Linked DNA regions of Homo sapiens: all the other regions are linked to region 3. The links are chromatin loops, found by intact Hi-C in ENCODE. Cell type or tissue: IMR-90. All regions are shown on one strand.

What was found. A loop is a pair of places that touch in the nucleus more often than their neighbours do. Peaks named below come from ENCODE experiments on the same cell type or tissue, not always from the same donor. Only the 100,000 strongest peaks of a DNase experiment are listed, where the experiment ranks them.
Region 1: it touches region 3 in a loop (5-fold over the local background); 5 of 110 quality-filtered maps call a loop at or near these places.
Region 2: a loop joins it to region 3, with 2.4 times the contacts of the local background. A loop is called at or near these places in 2 of 110 quality-filtered maps.

Annotation. Positions count from the first base shown.
Region 1 is chr2:143,511,767-143,514,266 of GRCh38, forward strand. The region is part of intron 9 of ARHGAP15 (Rho GTPase activating protein 15); the gene reads left to right. Among named protein-coding and RNA genes, the nearest start is that of ARHGAP15-AS1, 260 kb to the right of the region's middle. In IMR-90, a CTCF peak has its summit at 1,507; a DNase peak (open chromatin) is centred at 1,495.
Region 2 is chr2:143,801,064-143,803,563 of GRCh38, forward strand. No RefSeq gene overlaps it. Among named protein-coding and RNA genes, the nearest start is that of ARHGAP15-AS1, 26 kb to the left of the region's middle. In IMR-90, no CTCF peak of the experiment used is centred here; a DNase peak (open chromatin) is centred at 1,368; H3K27ac peaks cover 1,746 bases.
Region 3 is chr2:143,933,565-143,936,064 of GRCh38, forward strand. No RefSeq gene overlaps it. Among named protein-coding and RNA genes, the nearest start is that of QTMAN-AS1, 2.3 kb to the right of the region's middle. In IMR-90, no CTCF peak of the experiment used is centred here; a DNase peak (open chromatin) is centred at 1,537; H3K4me3 peaks cover 282 bases; H3K27ac peaks cover 1,649 bases.

The DNA of each region.
Region 1 (2,500 bases), 420 kb before region 3:
CATTGAATTGTCCTCCTTGGTGTATGAAACTCTAGGTGTATTAGATTTACAAATGGAGAGCAATCCTACCACAGCACTTAAATTCAACAATGACAGTGTAGTTAAATCTCTGATTTCCTTTCTTTGGACAGCACTATTTACTTTGCAAAGCCATGTGATGTGCATTATCATCTCTTCTCAATTATTTAATTCATTGTCTGTCAAGGGCTAATGTTGTAGTCTACATTCTTTCCACTGTAAATGACAGAAACTTGTCCAAACTGTAAAAGTCAGAATGGAATTTACTAGCTACTTAATTGAAGAGTCCAAGGGACAGGGATAGCTTCAGGCATGACTGGATCTAGGAGTTCAAAATGCTATCAAATATATTTGTCTTCCATCACTCAGCTCTGTTTTCCACTCTTCCAGAGGTGGCAGCATAGCGTCTAGAAGATCAGACTCATATCTTCATAGTTTAATATCTCTCATAAAAAGAGGGTTCCTCTCTCCCAGTAACATCAGAAAAAGTCTCAGGATTTACTTGACAGGATCCACTTGGGCCACATGTTCATGCCTGAACCAATTACTGTGGCCAAGAAGATAAAATGCATATTCGTCACTGGAGATGGAGAGGGTGGAGTCAACACTACCCAAAACAAATGGCAGCAAAATGAGAAAGGACCATCCCCAAGGGAATCTCAGGGTGTTCTTGCCAGAGAATAGGAGGATAGACACAGGACCAGCAAAACCAATTGATATCTACCATACTCTTCCTAGCCAGTGTCATCTGTAAGCAGTGGATCCCATTGAGCTATTTTGCCAGACCTGGTCCTGTTGTGACTGTAATCCCTTTCTTGAAACGTTTGTCCAATGCTACATCCATATTTTTGCCAGGTGTATTTGCTTGCAATAAACAGAAATTTACTCAAGAGTTCTATTAAAATGGGTGGGAGGGGATCTCATGGTATTTATGGAGCTCATGACATGGGTATGGCAAGTGCCATGGCAAGGATACAGAGTGCCTGGAGTAGGCACTGGAAAGTCAGGAGCTGAGTTGGATCTGTTCCATTTGCCTCTCCCTGCAAACTAGTTCCTGTGTCCGCTCATCTGCGGCACATAAGCATCTTCCCAAATTGGCTGTCCCAGCCCCCAGGGTTTAAGTGTAGGCAGCCTAGAGTTCTCATCCCTAGAAACAACCACCTCAGTCTCTCAGTATCCAAATTCTAAATTTTGTAGAAGAAGCGTTGCTTTGTTCAAGCTTGGGGCACATGGTGACCTTTGATGTAACCAAGTTCACCTGAGATACTAGGTTCTTGTACTCCAGAGCCCCACCTTCTTGGGTGAGTACAGCAAGTTTCAAGAGAGGCTATAAGTGAGAAGAACAGTTTTGGCTTTGCTGGTAACTGGGGAAAGCAAACATCTGCCCTCTAGCTAGTGAAATTCCAGATGTCTAGGCTCTTTACTCACCAAGACACCAATGGCAGTTTTTCCCTTGTGAGGGACTGGATGCACTTGCCTGGACCACCAGTAAGTGGCAGTAATGTACCTCCCCCACTTCCAACATTATAACCGCTAAAAATAATCAGCAGTGTACTTCACCCAGCTCCGTGGCAATAAAAAATACCCTGTAGCTGAAATTCTCTCCTATCCATCCCAATTCAAAATCCTCTTCCAGGTCTTATCTCCACTTATAACTAAGTAGTCCCCATATGCTAGCCTTTTCACCTCTAAAGTTCTTAAAATAGGAGTCTATTTGCTGTCTCTACTTCTTCACCTTCTCTTCAAGTCTTAATTACAACTATCTGCTTTTCAGTTTCACTCCTCTACTGAAACCATTTTTCTTAAGGTCACTCATATCCTGAAATTGCCAAAATCCAGCGAACATTTTTCATCTTGATCTCTCATAACCATTCTGCTGCATTTGAAATACTTTTCCTTAATGTCTAAATTCCATTTCCATTCTCAAGACCCTCAAGTAACTGCATCTCTGTCTTCTCCAGTCAAGCAAGGAACTTGGCAGTCACTTTTACCTGGTGGATCAGCTCACCTCCTACACCCACTTGCCAAACCCGACTGAATCACTCCTTCTTGCCATGACAGGTTTATTGTCTTAGTTCGGGTCCCCATCCTCCCTCCCCCAAGAGCCTAATGCTCTGTGACCTTTCACAAATAACTCAATATCTCTGGGCCTTAGTTCCCTCTTCTGTAAAATGAAGATGATGATAGTATACACGCTCAAAGGATTGCAGGTGCATGTGAGAATTAAATGTTAGAATATATAAAGTACTTTGAGCCCTGCTTGGCTTAGTGTAGTGTACAATAAACCCTCACTATTTTTTTACACGTATCTGCAATAGCATTAGTCATATTATGTTGTAGCTGCTTGTGACAGTTATTCTGTCCACCTAAACTGTAGGAGATGGTGCATCATTACATTTTCAGGCTGGCACACAGTGTCTGGCTTATAACCTGCATGAAATAGTTACTGAATGAATAAAGCAATCTTTGCATTATTTACAAT
Region 2 (2,500 bases), 130 kb before region 3:
AACCTCTGCCTCCTGGGTTTAAGCAATTCTCCTGCCTCAGCCCCCCAAGTAGCTGGGATTACAGGCATGCACCAACACACTCAGCTAATTTTGTATTTTTAGTAGAGACGGGGTTTCTCCATGTTGGTCAGGCTGGTCTCAAACTCCCGACCTCAGGTGATCCACCCACCTCGGCCTCCCAAAGTGCTGGGATTACAGGAGTAGCTGAGATTACAGGCATGCACCAACACACTCAGCTAATTTTGTATTTTTAGTAGAGACGGGGTTTCTCCATGTTGGTCAGGCTGGTCTCAAACTCCCGACCTCAGGTGATCCACCCACCTCGGCCTCCCAAAGTGCTGGGATTACAGGAGTAGCTGAGATTACAGGCATGCACCAACACACTCAGCTAATTTTGTATTTTTAGTAGAGACGGGGTTTCTCCATGTTGGTCAGGCTGGTCTTGAACTCCCAACCTCAGGGGATCCACCCACCTCGGCCTCCCAAAGTGCTGGGATTACAGGAGTGAGCCACCACGCCTGGCCTACAGCTTCCTATTGTTTCTAATTTCTGGGTTGCCTCACCATCACTTCATTAACACTTCTGTCATCTGTGTAACCAACTCCCTGTACTCAATTGCCTCTGTTTGAAAAACCTAGAGTGGCTTCTGTTTTCCTGCCTGGACCATGATTGACAGAATGATCTTGTTTAAAACTTCCTTCTCATGAACAGCATCCCTTTGAAAATATCCTCATGAGAAAATGACCACAGGAAATAGAAAAGAATTCCTGAAAGAAAAAGCTTTACACAAAGCTTTGACTATTCTCCCCCAATATGGCTATTTCTTTGTAAGTCTGCTACAAGGTTCTTTTAAAGTGACAATTAGAAGTCCTTGAACATTTAAATAGCTGCAACCTTCTAATCTACAAATTTTCTCTAAGTGATTTATGTTCTATTTAATTTGCTGCTAAAATTATATTTTTCATGTTCGTATTTAACATATCTTTGATAGTTTTGATGCAACACATACAAATTTCATCAGCAGTTTAGTATGGTAAAATAATTGTGTAACAAATTTTAAGGTTAAAAAAATGAATGGGGGCTATATTTTATGCCTGTGTGAGTTAAGAGATATATTTTGGATAGGAAAGGAAAGACATTCCCCCCACTCTCATTTTTTTCTATCCCTTCTTCTATCAGAAAACATGAACCAACCAGAATAGTCTTATTTGTAATTTGAAAAGAAGAGAACTGGGTAAATATTTAGCCTATCCTTAATTATCCTTTCTAATACTGAATATTTACATTTCTACATAGTTGGAATTTTCTCTCAGTGATTTGGCAACTATAAATTATCCTTGCCCTTCAGACTCCCGGGTTCCACCAGCAACACGTTAACAGTTGAGTCAGAAGTCTGCAGTTTCGTTATTAACAATGAAAACTGGTTTTAAACATGAATACCCTGACTTGCTGTTACCGCAGTTACTTTATATTTACATTTAAAAATATTAATACAAGAAGCCCTTTGTTGCTTGCTGATGCCAAAGTATCCAAGTTCCAAAAGCCCATTTTGAAAATCTCTTACCAAAATTCATTTAATACATCAGAAGTGCCCAACAGAGGGACATCATGGAAAATTGCCCATAGTTTTTAAGAAGTGAAAATACAGGCAGTCCTCATTTTTAATATGGAGGGTTGGCCAATCAACCATGGCTTTCCTCAAACAGTGACTTGATCGGACTCCATCTCACTAATAGGAAGCACCACAATTAGTGTTTCTAGCTTAATTTTTGCTCATCACCTTTCTTCCAGTGTATGTCCAAATAATATTTTGAATTTAATCCATGCCTGACAAAATCAGCCTGAGGTGAAGGACCTGGTCCATAGGGGTTTTCCCTGGGGCTAGAAAGATCTAAGAACTACTTCAGATAAAAGCCTCAGCTTCAAAGAAGCTGAGCAATCTAACTAGCAGTCCTGACACCTTCCCTTTGAAAAAGAGTGAGTGTTTTAGTTTGCTAGGGCTATCATAACAGAATACAACAGACTTGGTGGCTTAAACAACAGAATTTCATTTCCTCACAGTTCTGCAGGCTGGGAAATCCAAGGTCAAAGCGTAAGCAGGGTCGTCTTCTCCCTGTGTCGTCACGTGGTCATCCCTCAATCTGTGTTGTTTGTGTTTAATCACCTCTTCTTATAAGGACAAAAATGGATTAGAAGCTACCCTCATGACTTGATTTTACTTACTTACGTCTTCAAAGACCCTGTTGTCTTCAAATATAGTCACATTCTGAGGTACTAGGGGTTAGGGCTCAAACATATGAATTTCAAGAAGACACAGTTCAGCCCATAAAAGTGAGGTTGGAGAAATTTGTCTTTGCTGCCCTCATACTTGCCTTGTTGCAAACTTTTCCTCCCCTAGTGGTTCACTCACCCAGTAGTTTCATTCTTAAAGATCTTTTACTTTCAGTTCTACCAAAACTTTTGAATAGGATATGAAAAGCTCATGTTATATTATGACTTA
Region 3 (2,500 bases):
ATTTGGAAATGATGATGCTTGTAATGATTATGTCTTATCTCCTCCAAGCAATTTGGAAAGCTTTGTCTGATAAACCTCTTTTATCCCAGTTCTATCTTCTGCTATTCTTACCTCCCTTCCCCCTCCACTTTTTCCAATCTCCTTCCTCTTTATCCCTAACATTATTATTATTTTTTGGATTCACTCTTATACTCTGTACACACTTGAGCAATTACGTAGGAAAAAGGAGTCTGGCATTTTCTTATTGTAACCCAAAGAAAAACAAGCTTAAGCATATCTTGATAACATAAAAAGCCAATGGATTCATTTTTGGGGGAAAAAAATCTGACCAGAAAGAAAACAAATAGACTTTCAAAATATAACATTTAGATTGAAAAAAAAAAAGTATAATGGGTCAGTTTGTTTACTTAGAGAAGGTATTCTTAATGTTCTTAATTATGTATGAGTACATAATCTAGGTTGGTACAATTTTAGATGAAGCTGCTAAAACTAAAATGTTTGAGAAAACAGATATTGCTAAATAGTACAGAGAAACCACTTTATACAGCACCATTTTTTCATTGAACACTCAACTGAGAAGTAAAACATCCAGAACATGCCCAGTTTATTGGGAGTTTGTTTTCATATTTCTGCATGTGTTTATAAAAGCATTTCAAGATGTAGCTTTTTACTGATTCTACCTTGTTAAAAAATCAATCAAGCAACCATCATTTGCTAATAAATGTTTTTATCACAGCTTTCAAACCTTTTTCAAGACATCTGAGCTCATCTTCACTTCCTCCTTCTTGAAAAAGAGACCCCATGGTGTGACACTCTAAAACCACCTCTGGATTTAAAACTATGGCTGCCTGGAATTGAAGGCCCAGTTGCTGAGATTCCCTGATTTGCAAAGCAAGGGAGAGTTCCTAACTGAATAACTTGAGTTTGTAACTAAAAACAAAAACAAAAACCTGCTCATCTATTGCAAGTAAGTATACTCCCTTTGTTACATGGTATGCAATTAGATGCCTTTGAAATAAAAGGTAAGTTAAATCAGAAGTCTCGGGGACAAGAAAATACTATTTTAAAACAGGGAGTGTCAGATGTTTTTCAATTCAGTACCAAAGGGTATTTCACAGGTAATTTCTCAGGGCTGATGTTAGCTAATTATTAGCTACCATATCCTGCCTGCCATTCTTAGTGACTATCTCCTGGCAGAAAGACACAGCTAGGAGTGTTTTGTTTCATTTGTCCTTGGAGTTTTTATCAGCATCAAGAAGGTGGACTGAGCCAAAGTTAGAAGAATTCTGGAGCTAAGCAAAAAGCGACACGTTTAACAGCCCCCATTAATTGGGGCTGTTACATGATTAATTTGAGAAAAACAGAAGAGACCGATTTCTTTACAACTCACAGTTGGATGCAACGCACTAAAAGTAATCCTGTAAATTACATTTTAAATCTCCAACATATTCCGAGCAGATAAAATAGTGGCATGATTGACCAAACTCCTTTTAAAAGTACACATATTACGATGCATCATAGTTATAAACAGATGGTATTTGGCCTCCTTCCTATTCTCAACATTTGGAATTTCTAAACTATGTGAATTAAACAATAATATTTTATAAACATACAAGGGATTTTGCTCACTGCTTTGTTAACATAGAAATTATACAATGCTGACATTTATTTAAATTTTAAAAAGTAAACAACAGTGTGCATCGAAATAAAGCAAACTAAAATCAACATAGAGAAGTATGTTCTGTGTGCGTACTACCTACAATGGCACTGGCCTTTTAAAGGGAAGACATAATGGGTTGAAGAACAAATTGTAGCATAGATCGGCCTAATCCCTTGTACTCCAAGGCTCATTTAACACCTCTCTGTAAACAACGGATATTTATACCATAATTGGCTATTTGACCATCAGTGTTCATTTACTATGTAACCTGCTATTATGGAGTTAAAAGAAGCTCCCCTTCATTGGCTCGTCAGCTTTCAGAGTAGCGAAAGTGTCCTCGCAGTTTTAAAAACACTTACACAAACGGGAATCAGTCTGACACTTGTACTCAGAATGAGAAACATTATCATGATATCAATAAGTATATATTTATTCTTTGGGGGATATTATTGCCAGAAAGAAAAGGAAATATATTAGATCTGAGTGTCATTTCCTAAGATTCTTTTCTAAAATTATAGCTTTAACCCTTTAGCCGCAGTTTGGAAGGGAGACCCATCTGCTGATTTGATGTACTAAATAGAAGGCACTTGGTTTCCAAACACTATTCTCAGATTCGCAAAGTTGCGCTGTGATGAATAAATAATGAATCAGATATTTCAATCCGTTTTATGATTTTTGAAAGCCCTGATTATCATTGTTTACAGTCTCTTCTTAATGCACTTCCCATGCGTTCTTGTTCAGCCTTCCAAGAGTTGGTTTATGTAGGCCACCCTCTCCCAACCTCGCTTTACTTTTGGACTGCTCTCACGTGTTAACCCACCCGCTCACACCTTTAAACCA